Linked DNA regions of Homo sapiens: region 2 is linked to region 1. The links are chromatin loops, found by intact Hi-C in ENCODE. Cell type or tissue: CD4-positive, alpha-beta T cell. All regions are shown on one strand. Each heading gives the region's core, and the rest is flanking DNA. Links, peaks and the distances in the headings are about the cores only. Region 1 has its middle 50 kb from the start of THEMIS. Region 2 overlaps PTPRK (protein tyrosine phosphatase receptor type K).

Region 1 (9,242 bases), core at 2,908-6,907:
TCTCACCCTTAATAACCATCACTCTCCCCTTATTTTGAAGACAATGTATAGATTTTTGATTGAAAGACACCAGTTTCTCTACTCAAGATATAGCACCACTTTCTCTACTGACTGCTAGAAAAATAACTGGGATTGGGTTATAACCCAATCCATAATCCCTAGCCATAACCAGGCCAGGAAAGTGCAGGGCCTTCTAAGGGAAGAAAGTCATTATATACCAAAGCTATCAAAGGACCTAGGCAACATGTATGGGTTGTAGTTGGGAGATTACATATGAACCTGAATCTTGAGAGCACTATAACAAGAGGGATGGAATGCGAAACTAGGCAAGGACATGTTTATCATATGGGATCACTCTCCGACATAAGATTTAATACACTGGCAGGAACCCTGGAAGATGGTACTCTTATACTGCTAGACTGGCCCTAGGATGCTTGGAAAAAGTGATGACTCATACTAAGTGAAGTGGAAACTGCCAGAATGAATGGTGAAGGAAAGAATTAAAGAGCTAAAAAATACCATGTTAGAGTTCATAGTCTACCCTGAAAACAAGTCACAATTCTCTACTCAGTTTCCAGACCTAAGCTAGTTCTTAGATCTGAAATCACTGACTGAAGGAGAGGCTGATTGACCATGAGAAAGGAACCTGCAGCACCATGGCAGGTATACAGATAATAGTTTCCCCGGTCCCTCTCCAAAAGGAACCACTACCATTTGCTCAAGTACCTGTACATCAGAAAAACGAGAATACTCAAAATATTAGAGGACTGTAGGAAGTATCCACATTCCCTACCCTCATTAGAGTGATGGGTATGGGAGTAAGATGTTAAGTGTAGTCCTGTCCCAGATCCAACTCACAGTGAGATCACTTATTCCATGGACACATCCTGTAGTCATTTCTCTAGTCTCCAAATGTCCGATTCAATGGATATCTTGGTGGCTGGAAAAGCTCCACATTGGTTTCTTGATCTGTGAGATGAGAACTATGTGTAGTGGGGGGAAATCAAGGGGATTTCTCTGAAACTTCCTCACAAGAGAGTAAGTCAAGACTAATATTGCCCAACTCAATGAGTGTACTAAAACACATTGAGTTATGCAGTTTAAATAGGTGAATAGTATGATATGTTAATTATATCTCATTAAAATGTTTAAAATTGCAATTTGGGGAAATGGCATACAGTAATGTTACCTTTAGACACCTAGAAAATGCACCTTAACATATCTCCATTTCATTTACCAATCTGGCACCTAGAGAAACCAGATACATCCTCTTGGTAACGGTGGTTACTGCAAACTCAATTAAGCAGCAACTCCAATTAAAATTGGCATTTCAGATATATTATCTTTACTAGCACAAATTAACATGGACTTGGGAACATGGTATATAGCCATTGACCTAGCAAATTTGTTATTTTCATTTCTATCAGGGAAGAGGACCTAAAGTAGTTCACATTCACATGAGATAAGCAATAGCATCTATTTGTGATCTTGCCCTGGAGCTGCAGTATTTCTGACACTCTGTTGTAATATAGCTGGAAGCAACCTGCACATTTGGACATTTCCAAAAAAAAAAAGAATTCTTTCAATTCAATGAAAAACTGCTAATTAGACCTGATGAACAAGAAATGGCAAATACATCGTAGGCTTTGGTAAGAAACAATCACTTCTGATGGCAGCAGAGAAACTCTACAAAGAATCAGTGACATGCCACATCAGTAAAGATTTTAAGAGTTTAAGAGGCAGGCCGGGTGCAGTGGCTCCCACCTGTAATCCCAGCAATTTGAGAGGCCAAGGAGGGTGGATCACGAGGTCAAGAGATCGAGACCATCCTGGCCAACATGGTGAAACCCTGTCTCTACTAAAAATACAAAAATTAGCTAGGCGTGGTGGCAGATGCCTGTATTCCCAGCTACTTGGGAGGCTGAGGCAGGAGAATCACTTGAACTGGGGAGGTGGAGGTTGCAGTGAGCCAAGACTGCACCACGGCACTCCAGCCTGGCAACGGAGCCAGACTCTGTCTCATAAAAAAAAAAAAAAAAGAGACAGGGACTGGTTGGAATCCTGTCATGACCATCATTTTGAAGGAAAAAAAAAGAGTGTAGCGGTGGGTCAGACTGAGACATACAAATATAAAGAACAAAGAACTGTCCAAATTAGAGAACTAAGAATTGCATTTTGAGCCGCTAAAGTAGAAGGATGTGTAATGCCTAGCAGAACTCTCCCAATTCTGGAGGCAGTATATATGCCATACTTGGGAAAACTATATCATCCCATTTACTGATAAGGAAGGTTACTGACTTTAAACGGGGTCCAGAGCAGGAAAGGGCACTGCAACAGTTCCGAGCTGCCGTGCATACAAGCATTCCTGCTGCTTGGGCCCTTCGATCTGGCAGACCTTCTTATGTTAAAGTTATCTGTGTTGGGAAAGATGCCATATGGCATTTAGGGTACCACCAAATAGAAGAGTAACAGTATGGGTTCTGGAGCAACAGTATGGGTTCTAAACATCTCCATATTGTCTGATGTTTAGATGATTGAGCATCATTCTAAAAATAGATGTTGGTTTTTGACTGGGTCCTGGTAGAAATGGAGCATCTGAACCTGGATGCACAGTGACAGAACTACCCACCTTGAGTTGGGTTATCTCAGACCCACCAAGTCATAGGGTCAATCAGACCTAGCAGTAATCAATCCATTGTAAAATGGAATTGGTATCACTTGGAGCAAGCAACAGTAGTGAAGTCAACTGCACAATCGAATAGTTCAGAAGTCTGTGCCATCCACTACTGCTGCACCAGTACCCTTCTCTCATCAAACAGCTATAGTAAATGAGAGAAGTCTTTTATGGCCAGCTGACACAGGAGGCAGAGGGCCATGCAAAGTTCATAAATTGGTTAGTTCAGCACATGGGTGCACGTTGACAATAGACTGCTATTCTACTGCAGGCCCACTTAGTGGTGGCCTTGAAAGACAGTGGCTAGAAGAAGAAATTATAGCACTCAGTAAAGTTTTGGGCAGTGCCTCTGGTCATGCACTTTGCAGGAAAATATAAGTAGACATATATGCATGGATTCATGGATAATGACCAGTGGCTTGGATCTTTGCTTGGGGCCCTGGAATGAAAAAAAAAATTGTAAGATTGCAGACAAGGAGATTTGGGGAAGATATATGTGGGTAGAATTATCAGAGAAAGCATATTGCATATTAAAACTAGAGAATATCCACCGAAACCGAGTGGACAGAATTATACAGCTAATCGATGTTTACACAGCTTCTGTTCTTAGCCACTGCCAAATGGCTGGGGTGACAGCCACTGACAGGTGGTTGCAAGTTCAGTACATTGGATTTCATCTATGCTAGAATAACCAGTGATTTATGTTGATTGGAATCAACAGTTATTCTGGGTATGGGTTACCTTTTCTGCTTGAAGGGCTTTAACCAGTACCATTCTCCAAAGGTTTATAGAGTTTTGATCCACCAATACAGATCCCATGTAACAGTAAATAAAACCAAAGGAACTATTTTAAAGCAAAGGAAGTTCATCAGCAAGCTCATGGTCACGGGATTCACTTGTCCTCTTACTTTCTATACTACCCAGAAACCATCAGATGATGGAGTGATAGAGTAGCTTATTAAAAGTACAGATGCAGCACCAGTTTGGATGTAAAGATGAGGCACCAACTTGGATAATAGGGCACTATCTTTCATGATGAGACACTTAACACATTGATATTCATTATATTGTGTTGTGCTCCCCATATGTAAATACATTGCAACAGGAACCAAGGGGTGAAAGTAAGAGTGGCCTCAATGATCATCAAGCTGAGTGACTTACTTGGAAGTTTGTATTCTGTACCTTTAACTCTAGGCTCTTTTAGCTTTAGAGATTTAGGAACACTCCCTCCCACCAAAGGACAAAGTGAGAGTCCCATTAAACATTAAGTCAAAGTTGACCTCTGGTTACCTTAGTCTCTTTATACCTAGAGCTTGGTGGGAAAAGAACAATGTCAACATCCTTGCAGGTATAATTGATCCTGATCTTCAGGGGGAGACAAGGCTGATGGTATACAATGTGGGCAGGGAAGGATTCATTTGGCATCAAAGTGATGCACTGGCGTATCTGTTGGTGTCCACTATTAACAGGTAATAGTCAAGTATAGCAGCTGTGCTTGAGAAATACATGGGGATTAGGAGCTCTCACTCCTCTTGGACGAAGGTCTGCATCACTCAACCACGTGAGCCATCAAGACAAGCAGAGGAGCTAGTTAAGGGTGAAGCAAACTTAAAATGATAAATATCCTTGAAATTAGCCACAGCACCGGAGTTTGTAGTTTGTACTGTTAATCTTCCTCTTGTATGTTTCCCTGGTGGTAGAGACCAACCATAATCTTGTAGGAGCTGCCTCCAGACAGGGTGAATTCACTACATTATATGAAGTAAAAGATCCAGAGACACACAGGAGTGAACTGTAGTGAACGCTATAGCGTTAGACACACAACTTTCTTTAAGGCCATGCACCCATCATCCAGCTGCCAGAATTGTTGACTACTGACAGCACTTAGCTGAATGCCCCTCCAGATATCACCCATGGTTGGTGGAAGCTTCCTCATTTAAGGTTCTGTCCTTTGCCTCTGGGTAGGCTGCAGCCAATGACCGGTTCATGGAGCGATACAAAGGCCTGGCCTCTGCCTCAATGGAGGCAACCCTGAAGAGGCACCCGAGACTTGTTAGAACTGCCTGGTGGTTAAACTCCTTCTGCTCAATCCTGCTTCCCTCAACTGGCATGTGTGTAGTTCTCAGGAACACTACCCAACACACTGCCTGCATGCTAATCTCCATTTCCGGGTCTCTTTTTGGGGAAGCTAACCTGCAACATTTGCCAACTCTGCTAGAATAATACTTCCTTTTTTTCTTACCTAGCCATTATAAATGTATACGTGATGTTATTCTTTCTCGGACAATAAATAGTACTTTTAAACTCATGTTTAAATGATTCTTTCATGTCTCCTGAAGGCCTGGTGTCAAATTCCACTGAACCCTCTTTCCTTTGCCTTTTTCCTAAGATTGCCAGACCTGGGTACCTGCAGGCACAGCTGAGGAGACCTGGCATTTTCTCATCTACTCTTCAAAAGTGCCATGATCTAGTTCCTCTATTGCTACAGCAATAGCATAAAGACAAACCTTGCAATGGCCTCTTTTAATATGAAACAATTCAGTTTTTACTTTACCAAAGCCACCAATTTCCTGTACTTTTAAGCCTTTGTCTCACTTCAAGAACCACAAAACACAATCATTAACAAACACCAACAGTATTTCTCAGTCTTAATTCAAGTTTGATGTTTCAGTTTAAGTTCTACCACAGAAAAAAGTCTCCAGAAAAGTGTCCTTTTTGGTTGCCTGGATAACTTTTCATTAACAAAATAAAGTCCAAACTCCTGTCAATGTTAGGTCCTTTGTGCTTTGTCTTTAAATGAATCTCCACTCTGATCCTGCTAAACTGATTGGTATACAATTTATATCTCGTCCATTTTTTGTAGTACTCTCCTCTCTCATGGCTCTTCCACCTATTAGTCAAGCCCCATCTCTTATAACATCTGTGATGAAGTTTTGTATGACCAACAGAGAGAAAAACAGAGTGGTGGGCCCCCAATCGCTTATGGGAGAAAGACCATAATCCCTCCCACAGCTTGGAAGGTCCTGTATGGGACAGCTTCTCTGTCCAACTCCAGCTTTCTCTGGCACATTGCTTTCTGAGTTTCAGTCCCATTCACATTTTTCTCTTTGTAGCACCGACGTTCTTCCTGCCAAAGGGTTATTTGGATACCTTTCCTCATACTTCTTACATTGCCTCTGTCCTGGAAGCTCTAGTCTTTTGCAAGAGCTTCCTCATATTCTTTCAGATCTAATATCAGTTTTCACTTCCTCAGGGAAACTTTACCCTATTTCCCAGAATAGGTAAGAATTCCATTACGTGCTCTCACAGAACCCATAATTCTGCTTATAGCTGTAGCTATGTTCTAGTTACCCTGTATTTCTTATTTAGTGCTTTTCTTATTAACTTAGTCAAGGTTTGGGTAGAAAATCAGAAATAGGCACTTTATGACAAGCATGGTGACTCACATCTGTAATCCTAGCACTTTAGGAGGCCGAGGCAGGTGGATCGCTTGAACCCAGGAGTGTGAGACCAACCTGGGCAACACAGCGAAACCCCATCTCTACAAATAATACAAAAAATTAGTGGGGCATGGTGGCCTGCACCTGTGGTCCCAGCTACTCAGGAGGCTGAGGTGGGAGGATTGTTTGAGCACAGGAGGTCGATGCTGCAGTGAGCCATGTTCATGCCACTGCACTCCAGCCTGGACAACAGAGTGAGACCATATCTCAAAAATAAATAAATAAATAAATAAGACATACCCACTTTAGGCCAGGCGTGGTGGCTCACACCTGGAATCCCAGCACTTTGGGAGGCCGAGGCGGGTGGATCACGAGGTTAGCAGATCGAGTCCATCCTGGCCAACATGGTGAAACCCCATCTCTACTAAAATACAAAAAATTAACTGGGTGTGGTGACGTGCGCCACTAGTCTCAGCTACTCAGGAGGCTGAGGCAGGGGAATCGCTTGAACCCAGGAAGTGGAGGTTGCAGTGAGCCGAGATAGCACCACTGCACTCTAGCCTGGCAACAGAGCAAGACTCCAACTGAAAAAAAAAAAAAAAAAGACATACCCCACTTTAGGTATGTCGAGGAGGAAGGGACTAAATATAGGAATGTAAGACTTACACAAGACTTTGGAAGGGAGGAAGAGCAAAGCCTGGGAGGAAACTGACATCAGAATTCAGGAGCCCATAAAGTGCAGGAGTCATTTGTGATCTGGGCTGAGCCTCTGTGGTGAATTTGTAAGCTAAGGCCTAAAAGCTGCTGGCAAAACCTCCTATGAGCCATCTGCCAAAGCCCATGCAGTTCTCTTACACGCCGTAGGAGATTACTACCTTCTGCTTCTTTTCTTCCTTCTAAATCTCTTGCAAACCTCTCTCATTACCAGAATCTAATCTGCTGGTAAGCATTTTAGGCAATGTAGTTCGGCAGCTTCTAGAACAAGTTTGACAAACATTTCTATAAAAAGCCAGATAGTCAATATTTTAGGCTTTAGCTATTGTAGTATAGATTGCACCCACACTAACATTTGAGTTTTGGATAATGATTACACATTACAAACTCCTAGTTTTCATTTGATTCTTCCCCAAAACCTTTTTTTTTTCTTTCTTTTTTTTTTTGAGCTGAGGCCTTTCTCTGTTGCCCAGGCTGGAGTGCAGTGGCATGATCTCGGCTCACTGCAACCTCCACCTCCCAGGTTCAAGCAATTCTCCTGTCTCAGCCTCCCGAGTAGCTGGGATTACAAGTGCCTGCAACCATGTCCGGCTAATTTTTTGTGTTTTTAGTAGAGACGGGGTTTCACCATGTTGGCCAGACTGGTCTTGAACTCCTGACCTCAGACAATCCACCCACTTTGGCCTCCCAAAGTACTGGGATTACAGGTATGAGCCACTGCGCCTGGCCCCGCTAAACCATTTTAAAATGTAAAAATTATTAATTTGTGATCAGGACAAACAGGTGGCAGGTTAGATTTGGCCCATAGGCAGTTGTTTGCCAACCCTTTGTCTAGACCCTGCAAAACAAGAAGGGTCTTGTACCTAACTAACAAAACTACAATTGTTTTATCATCTCAATGGTATCATAGATGTGAGTTCAGGAAGAGGAGGTGAAGAGCAGGAGCAGATGCTAGAGGATTCTGAGCCACCACTCCTGAAATATACTTGTGGTTTCTTCACATTTTCAAATTCAGTCTTATATTCATATGTATAAGTTACATTTAATCACGAAAAACGGCTGCACACATCCCACTTCGTAATTCTATGGGTCAGATAGCACTCAGTTCTTAATGGTAGCTCCATACCTATATCGCTGGTGTTCCATACCACCATCATCTGCTTCTTTTCCACCAGGGCCAAGAAACAAACTAAAAGCAGCCTTACCAATGGAGGATAGTAGTTTGAAGAAGAGGAATTAGCCTTACTCTAAAACCTCAGCGGTCTGGTGATGTCATTGTTGCTGGCAACAGATTTTATCCCTTTCTGCCACAAATACTTCAAGTACAATTCACTTTGCTGGGTCACAGGTCTAAGTGATGGGTCAGCTTGCACAGAAGCCTGGACCTGCTGCATAACCCCACCTTGCTCTAAATATCCCTTGGAACAGGTAGCTGTATAGGTTACCTGGTGGTTGGGCCAGAGTAGTATATCCAAATATGGAATTTGTCGCGTCCCAGTTTCAATGAGACATACTGAATGCTAGAGCTCTTTCTTTTGTGGACTGTGCAAAGTGAGACAACTTGTTTCTAATTTGAAAAGGAATATTCTGCCATTTTCACAGCATTGTCACACTAGAAACTTCATATGATCACAAGTCTATGAACTTTCACATGGTTTGTCTCCCTTCCTTGGTCATGTGTTTGTCTTCCTAAGGCATCAGGTTGTTAGTTTCTTCCTGATGACATGGTAAAATTAATATGCTCCAACATGGCATTCTACTGGGTGTCAAGATAATCAAGCTCCCTCTAGACCAGGAAGCAGCTATTCAAAGTACGTGCCTGCAACAGTGAGGTAAGGAGCTTCCACCAGAAAATAAATCAATGCACTACTCCTTCATCAAAAAAGTCTTTCTAAGAAAAAAATTGTCAGCTGAGCCAAACGGTGTGCTTAGTGGTATAGTTCACATTCTGGTGCAAACTTCCTAATTCATTGGGGATAAATAAGAAACATGGACCAGAAACCAGTTCACAGATGACACTTTGAGGATCACTGCTCTAGTCTAGACCTCAACATGACAGAGATCAGATATTGTCTTGATAAAAGACAGCAAAGTTGTACTGCTGACCCTCTGGGCAAAGGTGAGGTGTTACAGGTTATAGTTACTGATGGAAACTAAAAAGAAAGCATTTGCTAGGTCAGTAGGTTCATATTGCATGCCAGAAGCTGATGTGTTTTAGTAAAGGTACCAGCCATTTCTTGCCTCAGATTTCCAGGTTTCAATTTCCCCAGGGCAAAAAGTCTGTCTATGCAACTCATCAAATATATAAGTGACTCAACTCCATATACGATTTGATGAACTGTGTTTTAGGGGAACTTCTGGAACCAATTACAGTATAAGTCAAGAGTTCAGCAGGAAATTGATGGCATACTCAA
Region 2 (9,242 bases), core at 1,918-5,917, 81 kb after region 1:
CAAATAATTACAAGTCACAATCTTTGCAATTATGAGAAATGTTTAAGTAAGCACCTGATAAAAAAAAGGAAAAAGCAAAAGTGATAACAGTTGCTTAGAATATTGTTTCAGAACACCTTTTAAGGTTACCACACTGTTTTAATTTTTAAAGTGGAAGAGAAAGTGCTTTAGCACTGTTGATAGCTGCCACCCTGCCCTCAAGATAAAGTGAATCTTGAGTCTTACAGCCCTTTCTCATATCTGTATCAACATACATTTTAGCCTAATTTCTTACTAACTCCTCAGTATATTCTTGAACACTGCATTAACTTTCATGTCTAACTGCAAACCTCTGCCCATGCTGTTACCAGTGTGGATATGGTCTCTGGTTTTTCTACCTATTTAAATGTCACTTTGTATGGAATTCTATTTCATGTTTAGGCACACTGCATGAAATTATTACTTCAACTATCAGGTTCTTTCACAATTCACAACTTCTTGAGAGCATGGAACATATCCTATGTATTTTTAGTATTTTCTCAATGCCTAGTGTAAGACATATGGCAGAGAGTAAGTGTGCAACAAAATTGTGTTAATATTCATATTTTTCATAAGTGAAAACAATTTTTTTGTTGATATGATGCTTTGATGGTTTCTGATTTAAGGTTAGGATGTTAAACGGACTCTATTTTTACATGACCATAATTCTACTCCCCAATTCTGTTCCTAAATCTTTAGTGAGCTAAGAATTCAGATTCATGGTAAGGTTAGAATTGTGCTGGACTGCTTGTGACTTCAACTATCCATCTTCCATGGTCAGTTCTTGATCAACTGATACAGTTTGGGTGTTTGTGCCCTCCAAATCTCATGCTGAGATGTATTCCCCAATGCTGGAGATGGGACTTGGTGGGAGGTTTTTGGTTTTGGGGGTTGGCTCTCTCACGAATGCCTTGGTGCCATCCTCACAGTAATGAGTGTTCTTGTGAGATCTGGTTGTTTAAAGAGTGTGGACCTTCCCTCTCCTGTCTCCCTCTCTTGCCAAGTGATACATGGTTCCCCTTCACCTTCTGCCATGATTGTAAGCTCCCTGAGGCCCTCACCAGAAGCAGATGCCAGCACTACGCTTCCTCTACAGCCTGCAGAACCATGAACCATTTAAACCTCTTCTCTTTATAAACTACCCAGTCTCTGACTGCATGCAGTGGCTCACACCTGTAATCCCAGCACTCTGGGAGGCTGAGGCAGGTGGATCATTTGAGTTCAAGACCAGCTTGGCTAACATGGTGAAACCCGATCACTACTAAAAATACAAAAATTAGCTGGACAGGGTGGCGGGCACCTGTAATCCGAGCTACTGGGGAGGCGAGGCAGAAAAATCACTTGAACCTAAGAAGCAGAGGTTGTAGTGCCAATGCACTCCAGCCTGGGTGACAGAGTGAGATTCCATCTCAAAATAATAATAATAATAATAATAATAATAATAATAATAATAATAATAATAATCCAGCCTCACATATTACTTTATAGCAATGCAAGGACTAACTAACACACCAAATGAAGGCCAAATTTCTTACTTTGCTTACTCTTCAAAATACTTGTAAAGCATCATGATCCAGATGTGCTGGAGATTGAGGATGAAAGATAAAAGAAGAAAGAATCTATACTCTCAAAAATATCACTGCTTAGGTTCCCTAGAAGCAGAGCCTAAGACAAGGATTTGGATGCACATGATTTATTAAGGGAGTGTTGTCAGATGAAAAGGAGAGAGGAAAGTAGGGTAGGAAAGGGAAAGCAGCTAAGTGAGAATGTGGTATTAGCATAAGTCTAACTTCAGCCTGATGTCACGGGGAGCACTAGAGCATGAATTGCCCCAGAGTTGACCTAATGAAGTGAGGGCACTGGCTTTTTGTATTCCCCATGTCAGTTAGTCATCAGATATGAGCTGATAGTGCTGGGAGATGGGCACATAAGGTTTGGCAAAGTAAATGTTTTTCAGCTACAAGTGATTCTGAAGAGAAGTGGGGGCTGTGAGCCAATAGCAGCTAACACTGACGGAAACTGGGCATTTTACAGGCTTGGTAAAAGGGATCTGGCCAGGGCACCAAAGGTGACTAAAGTCACAGGAAAGCAGCACAACCTCCAAGTGACAACATACTCCGCTCTTTAAAAAAATATAAAGCAGCAAGGAAAGAGGCATTTTGAAGGGTAAAAATCATAAGATTTATAACTTAACCAGCAGTGTTTCTAGCTCAATCAGCAGTTGCTCATATTTATCTGTACATCCTGACATTATCTGTAGACGGTCCTTAAAACCTGACTCTTCCCTTAGCTGTGTCCTGTAAGATATGGATATTTCTTAGTTGCTGTTTCTAGCTGTGCATCTTGAAATTGCATTCTTGGATTATTTTAATCTTATCAAAGCCTTTATATGCGTGACTCTGACTGAAAATGGAGGGCTTCTTCATTTCCACAGAACAACTCCTACCTGGCTGATCAGATAGCAGCTGGATTATTCTTTTAAAAACAGTTGATTCTCTGTATAAAGCTTGTGCACATCAGGCTTGCTTTTTTTCCCCCAAGTCAGAAATCAAGTTCAAGAAGAATTTCAAGCTGACATAAAAATAATTCCCCTCAAAAGTCTAAAATGTCATTCTCTACAGCCTATACTAAACTTTTCACATGGAAATGGTTACGAACATCTGAGTATTGCATGATTGAACCATAGCATTCATTTTTTTCCCCAGCAAATATTTATTAGACACTTACTAGGTTCAAAAATTACACTAAATGACATGATAGATAAAATGATTAAATCAAATGAAACTTCAAATTTGAAAGAAATACTGGACACTATCACATCTGTGAAACTTTTATTAGCAGTAGAAATTTAAAAAATAAAATCATACGTAGGGACCCAATATATGAAACACTGAGAGCACAGACACAGTAGCTGAAACAGAAATAAGATACCACAGCCTTGAATGCTCTGACTTCATTTTGCCCCACATTCTTGAAAAATCACTCATTCAAGTGCATTTATAGTTTGGGCAACCTAGATTTGAACAGGTGATTTGGCTAAACGTACACGACTGCTTTGTAGAACCCAGGTCATCCGACACCAAGCTTGGTACATTTTCTTTCAAACTGCAGCTAAAGATATACTTCCCATCCTCTGGCACTTTGCACTTTGTTTGAAAAGAAAATAAATGTTCAATAATGATACAAATTGCATGACACTAATGCTATATAAATGCTGCAGAGTAATTTACATAAGACTGGGAAATGTGAAATGAATCATTCACAGAAGAAACTGATGAAGTAATTTCAATGTCTACATAAAATTTCTCAGTGTTTCATGTAAGAACAGACTATGGTAATTATCTTTTGTTGTTATTGTTGGGGAGGAAAGTAACTAATGAGTAAATGACAAATAACCAAACTCCAAATCAATTTAAAAAAAATCAGCTATGCTCCTTTCCCCTAACAACCCAAATACTTCCAAATGTTTCTACAATCAAAACTGCTTGGGCTGGGCTTTATTTATCCTCCCTTCTTTAGCCTTCAATTTGTAGATCTTGAACTAATTTAGAACAGTTTAAAGAACACCAAAAGTTAAGTGACAAAGACAAAGAGATGCACTGCCTCCTACACTCTTTCCCTGTAAGAAAAACACTGGAACGGTCCAGTGACCTGTCTGAGTCAGCATCCTCAATCTCATGTCCTGTCTTTCCTGCACCCTCACCCTGTGTCAGGGTCCTCCGGCTGTGATAAGCTCCCAAATTGCAAGTGTCACAGGCTTCAGTGGACCAGTGTATTCGCAGTCACAACAGCAAGGACTTGCTGTGGAAAGAAGGTGCTATTTGAACAGTTCAAGTGCTTCTGGTTTGCTGTGTCTGCTCTGATCGCAAAATTCTATCTGATTTTGACCTGCGACCTATCTCTAATGTCCAGCTTCTTGTACAACGCAGACTCCTGAGGCATCCTCGGGCTGCTGCCTCTCACCTTCAGATGCCCTTTGAGCCCTGCCTCCTGACTTAATCTTCCCTTCCAATCACTGCTGGTTGGTTTCTGCCCCACCTTACCCTCTTGCTTCTGGGCTCTATGCTGTGTTTTTCAGCCCCTTTGTGGTTTTCTTCTTTCTGGCATCTGGTTGTGTGTGAAGAATCATGCTGCCTGCACTAGTTTAGCCAGTTATGCGGTTCAGATCAGCAACAGGAGATGGGTTATTCCGTTAAAGGATTGTAAAGGCCACAGCTCTAATAGCTTCAGCTCGCCACACTTCTAGGAGAGAAATTCTAAATTCTGATTATAGATAATCCAGGAAATTTTAAATCAAATATATGAGTCATTATTTATTATGTGTTAACAGCCTATACATTTATTGTAACCAGATATAAAAAGTCAAGTAAACATCGCATATGAACTGTCAACTTAACTGTAAGGGTGAAAACATTCCCCTCTTTAAGAAGGATGAAAAGATGCAATAATTCCAGCTTCCAAGGATGAAAGGCCTCCAGGGTTTTGTAGATTCTACATTTTAAAAAATATTTTAGATCAATAACATGAAGAAAGGAGTCAGTAGCACCTGTCACAGACACAGACATGGTTACTGAAGCAGTATCAGCTTAGTGCATATTATATCATATGTCACTGCGGGAATATCAGCCACGAGAAGAAGAAAAGCACCCTCAGGACAATATTGCCTGGACCTGACCCCAGATCTTATTTTCTTGAATGACAGATATTTTTAAAAAATCATTTTTGGTAACCCAGAGGTACACCCCAAGCCAGTTCTAAATTACGTGATCTTCCCAGGAAGAAAGCAGCTGTTTTTATGTCTGAATAGCTGATAGGAAGGTAGGTGAAGATACTACAGGGCTCTTTGGGAAGTTGGTAGGGATAGATGTAGGAAATCTAGGAGAACATGCTTCTAGTATTTCTAAATTTTTTTCTAGTTGGTTATACTCCCTGAGTAATAACTTGGAAAAAGCGCTACTGATTTTGGAATATAAGGGTAGCACTTGGGGCCTGGCACAAACGACAGAACTAAGCTTTTAATTTGACAGTGGATTTTATTGGAGAATATCAGGAGATACTGAGGTATAATGGATACATCTTGGCAGAAAGTGAAAGTTATTGAAGTCAGATTTAGAGCATGAAAATCCAGCTGACAAATCTCTCATTCCAAAGAGTTTAGGACTATATTCAAACTTCATGAGATCATAACTATCTTCACAGTTTCCACTGCCAGATTTCTGAGGATTTTAGAACAGCATATGTCTGCTATTATTGCATTCAAATAAATTTTTGTTTTATTTTACTGATACATGGATTTGAAAGTCAAAGGAAATGGTGGCTTTACATTTAATGAAAGCTTTTGTGTTTAAAAGGTAAAATTGGGGTAGCTGAGCACAGTGGTGCATGCCTGTGATCCCAGCACTTTGAGAGGCCAGGGTGAGAGGATTGCTTGAGCCCAGGAGTTTGAGATCAGCCTGGGCTACGTAGAGAGATCTAGTTTCTACAAAAAATAAAATTGTTTAATTAGCTGAGTGTGATGGCTTGTGTCTGTGGTTCCAGCTACCTGAGAGACTGAGGGGGGAGTATTTCTTGGGCCCAGGTGGAAGCTGTAGTTAGCTATAACACTCTAGCCTGGGTAACAGAATGAGACCTTGTCTCAAAAAAAAAAAGTTAAAGTAGGGGATAAAAGATGAATTTCACAAGTCAGGAATAGTTCAGTACACAACATTGGGTTTGATTAGAGTCCTCTGAGTGCCAAAGAGGATGCGGACACCTCAAATACCACTCATATTTCTATTCTTTATATCTTCATACGAAAAGATATACTTCGGTACACTTAGGACCATCTTCTTGAATCCAGACTGGTCCTCCAGTACAAGCTGTACCTCTTGTCAATAACTGTGTAGACTAAACCGTTCTCAAACTTACATTATTATCATTATTATGTTTTTTATACAAAGGGCAGTACATTCTTTTCACCAGAAACATCTATGTGCACAGTTAGAGGGATTAAAGTCTAAACACCTGTCACCATAGAAAAAGGCAGCTAAGGCAGCCCAATCAACTTCTCCCTTGTGTTTTCAGAAATAAACCAACAACATGATAGAAAAGCTATAAGATGTATTCAAATCGATGACCAATTTTTGATTAGCAGCATTTCAACCACCACAATGTTTAATACAACTTCCCTTTGCTAAGGAAAAAGAATCCGTAAACTCTTCTTTGAAGAAATATACTTGCATGTTTAACAAGCTGTATTCATTCACACATTTATATCTTCATGCAGTCAGTACAAAATTATTAAATATACACAGTACTGTAAATGTTTTGGTTTAGGGACTGATACAGGGGGAAAAAAATCAAAAGCAACACTCCAAGGTTGTAAACCTATAGTCCCTTTAGATTTATTAAGTAGGCCATCAAAGAAAAAATAAGACTGTTAAAGTTTTATAATTTACAACTTCTCTTTGGAGAATGGAGTAGTTGTATGAGACAGTTGTTTTGGTTTGTTTTGTTGTTAATTTGAAAAAGAAGGGTTAGACAATCAGAAGTAGGTGTTCAAGATTTGATGACTGAAACATCAATTGGTGTTATGTCAAGTATATAAGTCCTTAATAAATACGTGTGGATTGTGTGAAATGTTTAAACTGAAAAGTGAAAAATCTGTTAAAGATACACATTTTAAGTAATATGAAATGTTTCACAGCAATGTCAGAAAACATATTACCAAGGAGAAAGATAAAAGTGAAACAGACATGAAAATTTGCAAACTACTTAGTTTACATCCATTTATGCTGGTTAAAGAAAATTTAGACAGTGGTCATTTTCTGATATTTAAAATGTCTTTTTATTCAAAAGATGATGCAGATTAAAAACAATTACATTGGCTGGGCACGGTGGCTCAAGCCTGGCAGCCCTTTGAGAGGCCGAGGCGGGCAGATCACTTGAGGTCAGGAGTTCAAGACCAGCCTGGCCAACATGTTGAAATCCCGGCTCTACAAAAAATACAAAATTATCCAGGCGTTGTAGCAAGTGCCTGTAATCTCAGCTACTTGGGAGGCTGAGGTGGGAGAATCGCTTGAAACTGGGAGGCAGAGGTTGCAGTGAGCTGAGATTGTGCCACTGCACTCCAGCCTGGGTGACAAGAGTGAAACTCTGTCTCAAAATAAATAAATAAATAAATAATTACATTAATGCTCTTTTTATCAAAACATTACTGAATCCTTCGCTGCTTACTGCCAATGTCATCTGGACACAAAACGACAACATGGTAATGATACAATATAAGGCAAGTTGGGATTTCACCTTATGATCTGCCACTTGAAGATATACTCATAAAAATATATCATATTTCCAAGTGTGGACATATCTGTATTCTATTTTAGGAAACAGAAAAAAAAATTCCAAGTTTCTATTTGCTCATGGAAGATTGAGAGCAAAATCTTCTACAGAGCCACCAGGGACAGACATTACAAATAAGAAGTGATATTGAAGGTAAAGTTCTATAGCAATGGTTCTCAGTATAGCAGATAGTGCCTTCTGGAGGCATCTAGGAAATGTGTAGGGACACTTGGGTCTCCCAGTTAGATTAAGACTCTATAATATTTAGTGGGAAAGGGCAGGGCTGATAGACATCCTGAGATCTACAGGACAGTCTGCATAATTAGTAGTTGCATTTGGTGATTCTCAGAATAGTGGCAAACATCAGAGTATTCTTTCTGTCTTCTAATGTGGTTGTGTTCAACAGTTTAGGCAATAAGCATATGTTTTAGTTCCTTTAGCTCTTTTTAATATTAAAGTTAGGTAACTTTGGTTATCTTTTGAAATTACGTATGTTGGTAAATGGAATGGAATGGATTTTTCTTTTTCATAGTACAGAGGGTCTTACAAACAGTTGTTATATTTGGGGTCTGAATAGGGTTGGGAAACCTCTGTTCCATAAGCATGCCTCAAAATATGAGAAAGAGACACAGGCAACCAAGGCTTCTCCCAGGGCTGTGAGAGAATGAGCCCAATAAGACTACTGAGTTTTATATGGATTCATACTCCATTGTAGCTATATTGTCTTCATGGGAGCAGCTACACCCAGGAGATGTTTTAGAGACAAAATTTGGTCTTATGGATAACCAAATTGTAAGATGGTTGCTAGCAACAGAGTTGTACAGAGAATAGTAACTTTGTAGGTAAGAAATGATAACAACAATAAAATAATTTGTTAAGAGAAAAAGTGATAATTATTAGCCATGAGCAAGAGAGAAGATAACCTTCATCAATGGAAAAAGGCAAAAAAAGGAACATGGACAAGTACTACGATGTGAGTGTCCTAAAATTAATACACATATCTTACTCATATTTCCATTCTTCAGTCTATGTTTAATAACACTGCAAGTACTTAATAAACTAAAATACTGAAATAAATAAAGAAAATAAAGAGTTGGTAAAAAAATAGATACATCAAAAATTGTAAAGGAACCTACCATTCATCCTTGATCATTTTGAAAATAAACGAACTGATTTCTTTCCGTCTCCTCCCTCCTTTTTTTTTTTTAAGATGGAGCTTCGCTCTTGTTACCCAGGCTGGAGTGCAATGGTGCGATCTCGGCTGCAACCTCTGCCTCCCGGGTTGAATTGATTTTCCTGCCTCAGTCTCTGGAGTAGCTGGGATTACTGGCATGCACCACCATGCCCAGCTAATTTTTGTATCTTTAGTACAGATAGGGTTTCACCACGTTGGCCAGAATGCTCTTGAACTCCTGACCTCAGGTGATTTGCCTGCCTTGGCCTCCCAAAGTACTGGGATTACAGCCACAAGCCGCCGCTCCCCGCCCTCCCTAACTCATTCTTTTAGTTGTGCTTGGGTGCAAATCTGTTCACTGTGCTGCCACCTCCCTCGCCTTTTTCCTTTGGATTAATCAGATTTTTCTGCCTGTTCTCAGTCAACAGGACTACATACTTGATCTCCAGACTTAGGCCTCTGTCATTGAGAGACTCTCTTTTAGAGAAACAAGAGACATTATATACTAAGTCATTTGAGTCATCCCAGATTAAGACTGAATCAATTTAAGTCTCAGGGGTATTTAAAACTGGATTCTCCTATCCTGAGATTCCTCCACTTCCTGCAGAAAAGTTAATTTAGGTCATTTAATGATATCCTGCACGATGGGCAACTGTGCCTGTGAATGAAACCACACAAAAGTATGATGCAAATATGGAGCAAGTCAGTCCTCTGAGAGAGTTACCCAATT

What was found. Peaks named below come from ENCODE experiments on the same cell type or tissue, not always from the same donor. Only the 100,000 strongest peaks of a DNase experiment are listed, where the experiment ranks them.
Region 2: a loop joins it to region 1, with 2.0 times the contacts of the local background. A loop is called at or near these places in 1 of 110 quality-filtered maps.

Annotation. Positions count from the first base shown.
Region 1 is chr6:127,946,141-127,955,382 of GRCh38, forward strand. No RefSeq gene overlaps it. Among named protein-coding and RNA genes, the nearest start is that of THEMIS, 50 kb to the left of the region's middle. In CD4-positive, alpha-beta T cell, for the core only: no CTCF peak of the experiment used is centred there; a DNase peak (open chromatin) is centred at 5,231; H3K4me3 peaks cover 819 bases; H3K27ac peaks cover 1,217 bases.
Region 2 is chr6:128,028,208-128,037,449 of GRCh38, forward strand. The region is part of intron 13 of PTPRK (protein tyrosine phosphatase receptor type K); the gene reads right to left. All of the region lies in intron 1 of PTPRK-AS1 (PTPRK antisense RNA 1), which reads left to right. Among named protein-coding and RNA genes, the nearest start is that of PTPRK-AS1, 5.0 kb to the left of the region's middle. In CD4-positive, alpha-beta T cell, for the core only: no CTCF peak of the experiment used is centred there; no DNase peak of the experiment used is centred there.